Regions from separate parts of the Homo sapiens genome. Here region 2 is linked to region 1. The links are chromatin contacts, found by Hi-C in ENCODE. All regions are on one chromosome and are shown on one strand. Each heading gives the region's core, a stretch centred on a gene start or an enhancer-like site at or near the end of the contact. The rest is flanking DNA. Distances are from core to core; before and after follow the strand shown.

The links. A loop is a pair of places that touch in the nucleus more often than their neighbours do. Pooled maps may share reads with other maps.
Region 2: a loop to region 1 is called in a pooled map, with 4 times the contacts of the local background. The contact joins two enhancer-like sites. A Hi-C loop is called at or near these places in 3 of 37 single-sample maps with no recorded cell type and 3 of 50 pooled maps.

What each region holds. Positions count from the first base shown.
Region 1 is chr12:101,930,334-101,935,627 of GRCh38, forward strand. No RefSeq gene overlaps it. Among named protein-coding and RNA genes, the nearest start is that of DRAM1-AS1, 31 kb to the right of the region's middle. RefSeq lists a silencer at 59-108 and enhancers at 319-398, 1,218-1,337, 1,698-1,807. Within about 2 kb of position 1,563, at least 3 of the 41 ENCODE cell types and tissues checked have a DNase peak (open chromatin) inside an H3K27ac peak, as active enhancers do.
Region 2 is chr12:102,403,514-102,408,807 of GRCh38, forward strand. All of the region lies in intron 3 of IGF1 (insulin like growth factor 1), which reads right to left. It overlaps LINC02456 (long intergenic non-protein coding RNA 2456), which reads left to right. Exons shown (of 13, transcript XR_007063427.1): 7 at 600-718; 8 at 3,975-4,108; 9 at 4,819-5,294. Among named protein-coding and RNA genes, the nearest start is that of IGF1, 74 kb to the right of the region's middle. Within about 2 kb of position 2,603, at least 5 of the 41 ENCODE cell types and tissues checked have a DNase peak (open chromatin) inside an H3K27ac peak, as active enhancers do.

The DNA.
Region 1 (5,294 bases), core at 313-2,812:
TCTCACTCTGCCACCCAGACTGGAGTGCAGTGGTGTGATCTTGGCTCACTGCAGCCTCAACCTCTGGGCTCAAGTGATCCTCCCACCTCAGCCTCCCAAGTAGCTGGGACTACAGGTGTGCACCACCGTGCTTGGCTAATTTTTGTATTTTTTGTAGCGATAGGGTCTCACTATGTTGCCTAGGCTGGCCTCAAACTCCTGGACTCAAGAGATCCTTTTGTCTGGGCCTCCCAAAGTGTTAGGATTATAGGCGTGAGCCACCACCACGCACGCCTGGCCGTCGTAGCCATTTTTAAGTGTGCAGTTCAGTGGTTTTGAATACATTCATAATGTTGTGCAACCATCACCACCATCCATCTCCAGAACCCTCTTCATCTTGTAAAACTGAAACTCTGTGCCCATTGAACAATAACTCCTGATTCCCTCTTGCCCCAGCCCCTGGCAACCATTATTCTACTTTCTGGCTCTATGATTTTGACTATTCTAGATACCTCATATAAGTGGAATCATACAGCATTTCTCTTTTTGTGACTGGCTTATTTCATTTAGCGTAATGTCTCAGCACCATCCATGTTGTAGCATGTGTTGGAATTTTTTCCATATTAAGGCTTAGTAAGATTCCATTGTACATTTATACCCACTTTGTTTACCAATCATCTGTTGATGGACACTTCAGTTGCTTCCACATTGTGAATAATGCTGCTACAAACATGTGTGTACAAATATTTCTTTGAGACCCTGCTTTAAATTCTTCTGGGTATATACCAAGAAGTGGGATTGCTGGATCATATGGAAATTCTATTTTTAATTTTTTGAGGAACCACCATACTGTTTTCCATAGCAGCTGTACCATTTTACAGTCCCACCAACAGTGCACAAGGATTCTAATTTCTTCACATCCTCGCCAACATTTGTTTTTTCCTATTTATTTATTTATTTGAGATTTGAGGGTCTTGGTATGTTACCCACGCTGGCCTCCAATTCCTTGGCTCAAGAGATCCTCATGCCTCAGCCTCTAAAGTAGCTGGGATTACAGGCACAAACCATAGCACCTGACATATTTTCCATTTTTTTGGTTAGTAGCCTTCCTAATGGGTGTGAGGTGATATCTCATAGTATTTTGGTTTGCATTTCCCTAAGAATTAATGATGTTGGTCATTTTTTCATGTGCTTATTGGTCACCTATATATCTTCTTTGGAGAAACATCTGTTCAGTTCGTTTTTGAATTGGGTTGTTTTCCTCAGTCCTCAGTCTTGTCACATGTATGGATGTGATATCAGATCAGCAGCATGTAAGTTAGTCTTCTTGGAGCTGAAGCAGCAGCAGGAAGTGGTGAGGACTCTGGCTCCTGGGTTCCAGCTCTCTTGCTCTCCCTTGCTCATCAGGCTAATATCAGCATGAGTGACAGGAAAGCCTGGAAGACTAACTTCACCTTCTTTAACAATCCTTTTACTCAGGGTCAGCCCAGAGTAGCAGGTTCTGGGTGCCACCTAAGACATCTGATTTAAGGTGAAGAGTGATGTATTTAGAATTGGCCAGTGCTTTGACAGCTGCAAACATAACCTTTAACACGCATATTAAAATGAATACTGAGCTTAGTTCAGTCTTTCATTTCCTTTTAATACTTGAAAAGCTACAGTTTTGTTTTAAAGTTCTCTTAAAAGGCTCTAGCAGGTGAATTTATTCTTCTGCTTGATTGCATTTGGACCCTTAAATAACAGCCACCTTGAAACTGAAACCGGGAAAACCCCAGGTCTCTGGCCAGAAGAAGCAAAGGTATGTTCTGAGATTTATTAAATAATTACCTACTTGTTGAAATGTTGTAGGCAGGAGAAAAAAGCTGAGATGTTGGCAAATATGAGTAGAGATTAGGAAGGATCTTGAGTCATGAGGCTTTTAAATGTGGTGGAACATTTTGGTGTTACTGACCTTTGACTCAGGACAGTTGAACCAAGCGATGTGGTCTTCAGACTCAACCTGGCCGTGGCTTGGTATATCTTTATATTGACTGTCTCAATGACCGCAGTCAACTGTGATCCAGTTGTTTGGAGCATTCACAGCAATGACTTGAAGGGAAGAGAATAAGGAGTGAGAAACAAAACTCGGAATTCGTTGGCCTTTGTGACAGCCCGTCTGCAGTTGGTCTGAATAGCACATAGGGAAGGTTTCCTAATGTAGTACATTGCTCTGAAACTAATTTGATTCAGAGCGCCAGGGAGGGAGGATGTTTTCACTTGGTGATACCTTCCATCAGTGTTCCAAACTTCAGCCATCTGTGCTTCTTTTGAAATTTCTTGTCATGCTGTGTACCAAAATTTACTTAATACTTTGCAATGGCTCCTTAACTTAAATATTTTTATTTTAAAGAGAAACTTCTCCTACTGCTTTGTCTCCTGGATTGCCTAGGTTGGTCAATGATATTACCATCTGTTGGGTCACCCAGGGCAGAAACATGAGCATTATCCTAGACATCTCACTTTGCTCAAAGCCCACACCCCATGTTCTATTAACATTGTCTCCTGGCCGGGTGTGGTGGCTCACACTTGTAATCCCAGCACTTTTGGAGGCCCACTCCGGTGGATCATTTGAGGTCAGGAGTTCAAGACCAGCCTGGCCAACATAGTGAAACCCTGTCTCTACTAAAAATACAAAAATTAGCCGTCGTGGTGGCACACACCTCTAATCCCAACTACTCGGGAGGCTGAGGCAGGAAAATCACTTGAACCCTGGAGGCGGAGGTTGCATTGAGCGGAGATTGCACCACTGCACTCCAGCCTGGGCGACAGAGTGAGGGAGACTCCGTCTCAAAGAAAAAAAAGAAAAGGCTCCTATGTACAGTATGAATAGATAATTATCATCCAAATTAGGGCATTTTGGGGGGCAAATGGGACACTACTAATAATCATACCCAGGGTAAACTGTCTGAAGCAAATGGGGATGTATGGTCAACCCGTCCATATGGTCTTGAATCCTCTTCCCATTACATTCTCCCTGCTATTACTGCCTTAGTTCAGGCCTTCAAAATTATTTGCTTAGACTAGTGTAGTAGCTTGCTACGGTTTCCTTGACTTCAATCTTGGTCCTTTCCAACGTATCTTACACACTGCACATAAACATTTGATCTATCACCCTTTTCAGACCTTTCAGTATCTGCCTGTAATGTCATGATACATTTCAAATTTCTTAGTGTGGCTTATGAGGTTCCTCACAGATCTGGTTCCTTCTAGCCTTCCAGGCTGTTTGCTCGTTTATCTATTGCTCTATTCACATTTATTGTCACTGTGGGTAGTACAATGTTAGGCTCCAGGAATATAATAATAAGATGAGTTTTTGCCCTCAAGATATTTATAGTGCAGTAGAGAAACAGTCAAGGGGATGCTGTAGCAATATGTACCATGGCAAAGCACCACAACCTATGGCTTCACTATTCAGGGTGTTGTTCAGGGACCAGCAGCATGACTATCACTTGGGAGCTCTGTAGAAATGCAGAATCTAAGTCCTAGGGCAGTAGCTCAAATCTCTAATCTCAGCTTTGGGAGGCTGAGGTGGGAGTATCACTTCAGGCCAAGAAATTGAGGACTGCCTGGGCAACACACCAAGACCCCATCTCTCAAAAAAAAAAAAAAAATTAGCTGGTGCGGTGGCACACATCTGTAGTCCTAGTTACTTGAGAGTTAAGGCAGCAGAATGGATGGCTTGAGCCCAGGAGTTTGAGGCTTCAGTGAGCTATGATTGCACCACTGTGCTCCAGCCTGGGCAACAAAGTGAGACGCTGTGTCTGAAGAAAGAAAGAAATGCAGAATCTTAGTGCCCCGAGCCAGACTCAGTAAATGCGAATCTGCATTTTAACAAGATCCCTAGGTGATTGGAATGAATGTCAGCTTTTGAAGTCCTGGTCTATGGGACCACACTAGTTGAAGCACTTGATTCAGATCCCCAGGAGAGGTCATGCCTGGCAAGAGACTTAGAGAAGAAGATGGAGTTTGCTAAATGAAGGCGAGGAGGGAAGAGGCACATGTCCTGGACAAATTGGCATGTGCTTTGGCACACAGGCAAAAGAGGATGTGCTGTTTGGGGGAAGTTACAAGTTGTTCCATATTTTGGGAACAAATTGCTGATGGTGGCCTCACTTAGCTCAGACATGCCATCAATTCAAGGAAAAAGTTTGATCAAATTTGATACCTCCATCTCATATTTGAGCCAATCCTGAAACATAGTGATTAAGAATGAGTACTTTGATTCATAAAGAAAAAGCAGAATAGAAGTTACTAGGGGCTGGGGACAGGGGGAGATGGGGAATTATTGCTTAATGGACAAGAGTTTCTGTTTGGGATGGTGAAAAATTCCTGGAAATGGATAGTTGTACAACATTGTGAATACCATGAAATTGTAAATACTTTAAAATGATTAAAGTGGTACATTTTATGTTATGTATATTTTATCATAATTTTTTTAAAGAATAAGTACTTTGGAATCAAGACCTAATTTTCAAGACCTACCATTTCCTTTCTGTCACGCCTCAGTCAAGTCAGATAACGTCTTGGTGTCTCAGTACCCTTATCTGTAAAGTGGGAATAATGCTAGCACCTGCCTTGTAGGCTTGTCACGAGGATTCCTTGAAGCAATGCCTGTAAAGCACCTGGGAACTTGTTGGTGATCCTTATGCCTGCCCATTGAAGCTTGAAATGCCCAGCCTTAGCAGTTTGCCTGGCACAGCCAGAGCTGTGCATGGCAGATGCTGTTATAGCCCTTCCACCTCCCTCTCGACTGCATACCCTCAACTGTCTTCTCCCTGTACAGCAGCAGTTTTCAACTCTGGCTGCACATGAGAATCACCTGGAGAGTTTTTTTTTAAAACCCTGTTGCCTGGAGCAATTAAATCAGAATTTCAGGAAGTCAGATGGAAGCATTATTATTTCAGGTGATTTCAGTGTGCAGCCAAGGCTGAGAAACACGGTTCTGCTGTAGCGGTTTGCTAACTTTAGTGTGCATCAGAATCACCTGGAGGGTTTGTTAAAACACAGTTTCTGGGACCTGCCCCAGAGTTTTCCATTTAGTGGATACAAAACAACTCACCTGCTTTATTCCACCATCTATGTGGCTGCTCTTTGCTTTTGTTTGCCATCTATATCGTTTTACCCTCTTCCTAATAACCTCTTCCAGACCCATTACTGAAATCTTTGTTGAAAAGATTTGCCAATAGGCATCTTCATGCCAATGGTGTCTATATTCTCAAACCTGTTCCAGCTTTAGACGCAGTTGACTATGTCTCAAAATTCTCCTCCTTTGAATT
Region 2 (5,294 bases), core at 1,353-3,852, 470 kb after region 1:
TGGTGCCATCTCAGGTCACTGCAACCTCTGCCTCCCAGGCTTACACAATCCTCCTGCCTCAGCCTCCTAAGTAGCTGGGACCACAGGCGCATGCCACCATGCCTTGACAATTTTTTTTTTTTTTTTTTTTTTTTTTTTGTAGAGACGGGGTTTTGCTATATTGCCCAGGCTGGTCTTCAACTAGTGGGCTCAGGTGATCTGCCTGGCCTTGGTCTCCCAAAGTGCTGGCATTCCAGGCATGAGCCACTGCACCCGGCCTGGATATTGAGTTTTGCTTAGAATAGAAGCCCTGTGAGACCAGAGATGTATCTGTCTGTTTACTGTTATAGTCCCAGTGTCTAGAGCAGTGTGCAGGTTATTGCAGGTGCTCAATAAATATCTGTAAAATGAGTGAAATGAATGAATGAGTATGAGGGACCCCCTTGTGATGTGCAGAACTAAGTCATTATATTATAATACTTTTCCTACAGTTATTACTTTATCCTTGAATGTATTTAAATTGCAAAGTATGTAGACAGGAGTTTTGAAATAAAATCAAGGAGGAACTGGCATTTATATGCATAAACCTGAGGTACTTCTTTTTTTGGTTTTATCTCTAGCCAGAGAGCCCTCTACAGAAGGATGTAATGGATAATTATTGGTATACAGTGAGGTTCATAACCAAAAACAAAAGTTCTCTCCATGAGACCTGGAATCTGTAAACTGTCTTCTGGCTAAGGTAATGAACACCCACACAGTTACAATATTGTGAGGAGCTAAAGCACATTTGAGATTACACAGACCTGAGACCTGGAGAAGGTGAGAGGTTTTAATATGAAGGCTGGGGAAAAAGATAAACTGCCACCCCTTGGGAATAATACCTATTGGCCAAGGCCCATAGGGATCGGCAGGTTTTCTTACACATGTTTTCCGGTTCTACTTGGAACATGAGAGTTATCACCAAGTCCTTCATGAAAGGTAGCTAGTGTTTTATGAGTCGATGGTCAACATCTTGTACTGACTGAGTAGAAGGAAGATGGCATCATTGTGTAAAAACATTCACTAAAATAGCTCAGTGACCACTGCAAAAAGGAAAAAAAGATGGTAGAAAGAAACTGGGCATTTGTATAGAATAACTTGAAATGCCATTTGTTTTAAATTCTGGCACTTTCCCTCAAATATCACAAAAGACCACTTAAGATACATTTGTTGTGGTGCAAAGCATCTACTGCTAAGTTCCCAGTAAACTTGTGTTTTGTTTTTTTTTGTTGTTTTTTTTTTTTGAGATGGAGTCTCGCTCTGTCACCCAGGCTGGAGTGCAGTGGCGCGTTCTCAGCTCACTGCAACCTCTGCCTCCCGGGTTCAAGTGATTCTCCTGCCTCAGCCTCTGTAGTAGCTGGGATTACAGACGCCTGCCACCATGCATGGCTAATTTTTGTACTTTTTAGTAGAGATGGGGTTTCACCATATTGGCCAGGTTGGTCTCGAACTTCTGACCTTGTGATCCACCCGCCTTGGCCTCCCAAAGTGCTGGTATTACAGGCGTAAGCTAAATGTGTGTTCTTAATCTTCCATTGGGTTCTGCTTTCTTTCTTTCTTTCTTTCTTTTTTTTGAGTTGGAGTCTCACTCTGTCACCCAGGCTGGAGTGCAGTGGTGTGATCTAGGCTCACTGCAACCTTTGCCTCCCAGTTCAAGTGATTCTCCTGCCTCAGCCTCCCAAGTAGCTGGGATTACAGGCACGCGCCATCATGCCCAGCTAATTTTTTGTATTTTTAATAGAGATAGGGTTTCACCATGTTGGCCAGGCTGGTCTTGAACTCCTGACCTCAGGTGATCTGCCTGCCTCAGCCTCCTGAAGTGCTGGGATTACAGGCATGAGCCATCATGCCTGGCCGTGTTCTGCTTTCTTATAGGAGTTCTCTAGAAAAATGAGAGAAGGACACATGGGGCCACAGAATAGCATCCCTAATGTTCCCAAACTCCTTGAAATGTTTTTGTTCAATTCTCAATCAACACTGTTGATGGTCTGTAGCTGATCAAACCCGCAAAATAGATATTATTAAGGATGCCATCTCTCTGCCTAACTACTAACCAAATTAATTAACAGGCGGAGAAACACACTAATTTGAATTTTACCTTTTGTTTTTCTGTTTAAGAGGCATACCAGCTCAAAATAAGAAGTTCTTTAAACATCTGCAATGCCCAAACTAAGAAAATATTCAGGAATGAAATGGGAACAAATTAAAAGAAAGCCTCATAAAGCGTTTAATCTCCATTCTTCCTCTCAAGCCAAATTAATCCCAAATTTCTACAAGAAAACATTAAGATACCATCTATGCTTCACTCTTTAAATTAGCGGGGGGCTATAGCAAAAAGAATTGAGGTTAGATTGACCAACCACATACATCCTATTTTTTGTCTCCAATAGAGAGATTCTTTTTCTTTTCTCTCAAAGCACAAGGTATAAAGTGTAAAGTCTGAGCGGAGGGATTCCCTGGTCTGTTTCTTCTGGGTCTGTCTCAGCATCACAGCAAAGCCATGGGCTGAAACTCACTTGAGTGAAGCAGATGCTGTACCAAGTAGCATGATTCCCATGCACACACGTGCACGGTGGAGGCCATTCAAACCAGCTGGGATATCGTCTGGTTTGCATTTGGCTCTCTTCCCAGGCTGTCACATGTGACTTCTTTGTTGCAGACAATGACAGTGACAAAACAAAAGCACTCAGGGACTAGGTCTCAGTTGCATCTGTTGCTTTGCTCATTGTCTTAACTTAATTACGCCAGCCACCCTTGACAATGGGCGGCAAGTGGAGGCATGTTAGAAGCAGCCGTCATCAGAGCTGGCACCCACCTTTGGTGCACTTCTTGAAGAGTTATGAAACTGTCTCACATTCAGTCAAGCAAAAACTTTTCACTTCAGCAGCTTGTCCAATACAAACAAACCAGCTGAAACTGTTTCTAGTATGCAACTAGACAGATTTTTAAAAGGAAAACAGTAGTGAGTAAATACTGTTTCCTATTGACACCAACGAAGGTAAGACTATTAAGAAAACATTGATCCTCCAGCTCACTGGGGTTGGTTAAAGAAGTTTACCCTTTAGAAGGAAAGGTTAACAAACACATTAGGAAATAAGTTTGTGGAGGGTTTGATTTGTGATATATATGATTACCCATTATGGACAGACACGCATATTTAGGGTGCTAGAAAAGGCCCTGAAGAGGCCATTCACCTTCTCCCATTATCTCTTGGTTCTTATCCAAGCTCCAAGCTTTCCTTTGGAAAGCTATCCACAGACTTTTCAATTAAGATTACTGTGCCAGGTGTGGTGGCTCACACCTGTAATCCCAGCACTTTGGGAGGCCGAGGTGGGCAGATCACTTGAGGTCAGGAGCTGGAGACCAGCCTGGCCAACATGGTGAAACCCCGTCTCTACTAAAAATACAAAAAATTAGCCTGGTGTGGTGGCGTGTGCCTGTAGTTTCAGCTACTCAGGAGGCTGAGGCAGGAAAATTGCTTGAACCCAGGAGGCGGAGGTTGCAGTGAGCTGAGATTGTGCCACTGCATTCCAGCCTTGGCGACAGAGTAAAACTCTGTCTCCAAAAAAAAAAAAAAAAAAAAAAAAAAAAAAAAAAAAAAAAGATCACTGAGGACTAATAACAACGGCAATAATAATAATCTTGCTTAACATTTGCAAAGGCTTTACAGTTTACAAAATAATATCACTGAATCCTTACAATCACCACATGAGGTGATGCGGTGTTATTCCTGTCAGTCCCACGTACAAGCTGAAGCTCGCTAACATTTAGTAATGTGCTTGAGGTCACAGAGGAACAAACTGATAGACAAAGGGCTAAAATAATAACAGTTCCCATTACTTGAACATTTGTCATGTGCTGGGGATTGTAGTATGTATGTAAATTGCATATATTTTCTTGTTTCCTATACTTCTCTCAGGGATAAGTACTACTGTCTTGACTGTTTTATCTTTAAGGAATCTGAAACTTAGGATAAACAACTTGCCTAATTTCTTATGATGGAGATGTAATAGTGGTTGGAATTTGGACCTATTCCTTCTGATTCTGGAGCTCACCAGTTAACCACTCTGCTAAACTGCCTCCCCAAGAGGTAAAAAATATCTAGTGCTTTCAAGTCCAAATCACTTTCCAATAGCAATAGTTGATAATATCATGAGCTGCCCATGCTTCCAGATGGGGGTAGATGCTAGTTTGGAGGGAAAGGCTGTGCCATGGGACAGAAGACTCAATGAGGAGGGTGAGTATTACCACAAGCTGGGACCCATTTGTAATGGTATTTATAGAAGTCTAGGAGCACAGTATTCAATTAGCAAAAGCAAACTCCCTAGGTATTATAACCCCCTTTTTTTCCTCCCCACTTATCTTTATGAGATTTTGCCTGAGAGATAGAATCTAAAAGGATAAAAATAGGCTCTTTAAACTTCAGGGAGGAAGCAGTGATGTTTTCAATAGACTATGTTTCCATCTCCACCCACTCCAAACAAGTTAAGTATTGTATGACATGAAGTCTAGGAAAAGCCTGGCACTCTATAAAAAATACTGGGAAAATTCTGTCCAGCATGGAATATCAGCAGCTTATTGTACAGCATAAAGTACTAACTCAGCATTGACCTGCTCCCAAAAAGGGCAAAATGAGAAGAAAAGAGCAGTGGATGATTGGAAAGAGGGCTCAGATATCAGCCCTTTACCTGTTGAAAGGGATGTGCTATAGCAATTTTGCTGGCTTGGCCTGGGGACATGTGAAATGGTGGAGGATGATTTAGATGTCTCAGTATCAACTTTGATATCTCTTTACTTCAGGGAATCACAAGTTCAAATTCCAGGAGAGTTGGATCAGCCTTTCCTCTCTGGCAGCCAGGCAAAGCGAGGGTCATGCGATCTACTCAGCACTTTGGGATGTGACTTCAAAACCAAAGAACAAGGTGCACATTTTGAGAAACGTGTACTCCTTGTTTATGTGGCTGCTTCTTTAACAGAGTGAGGGATATGTACTTACTGGACACAGTTTTGGTTAGCCCAGCATCACGTTTTTTTCTGGAAACCTCACCCCACTTTTTATGTGGTTGTAGGAATTCCCCCACCCCCTGCCAGTACAACGGCTCTTCTTTGGCTCTAGTGGATTGGAACAGGGCAGGCCCCTCCCAAGAGCCAGTGACCAAGTATGGTGGGGACATTGAGGCAGACCTATTTCTGAGAAACACAGAAATTTGTTGGGCAACTGTATTGCCCAACTTTGGCTCAAAAACTCCATGATGACTTTGCTGAACTTTCCTTAG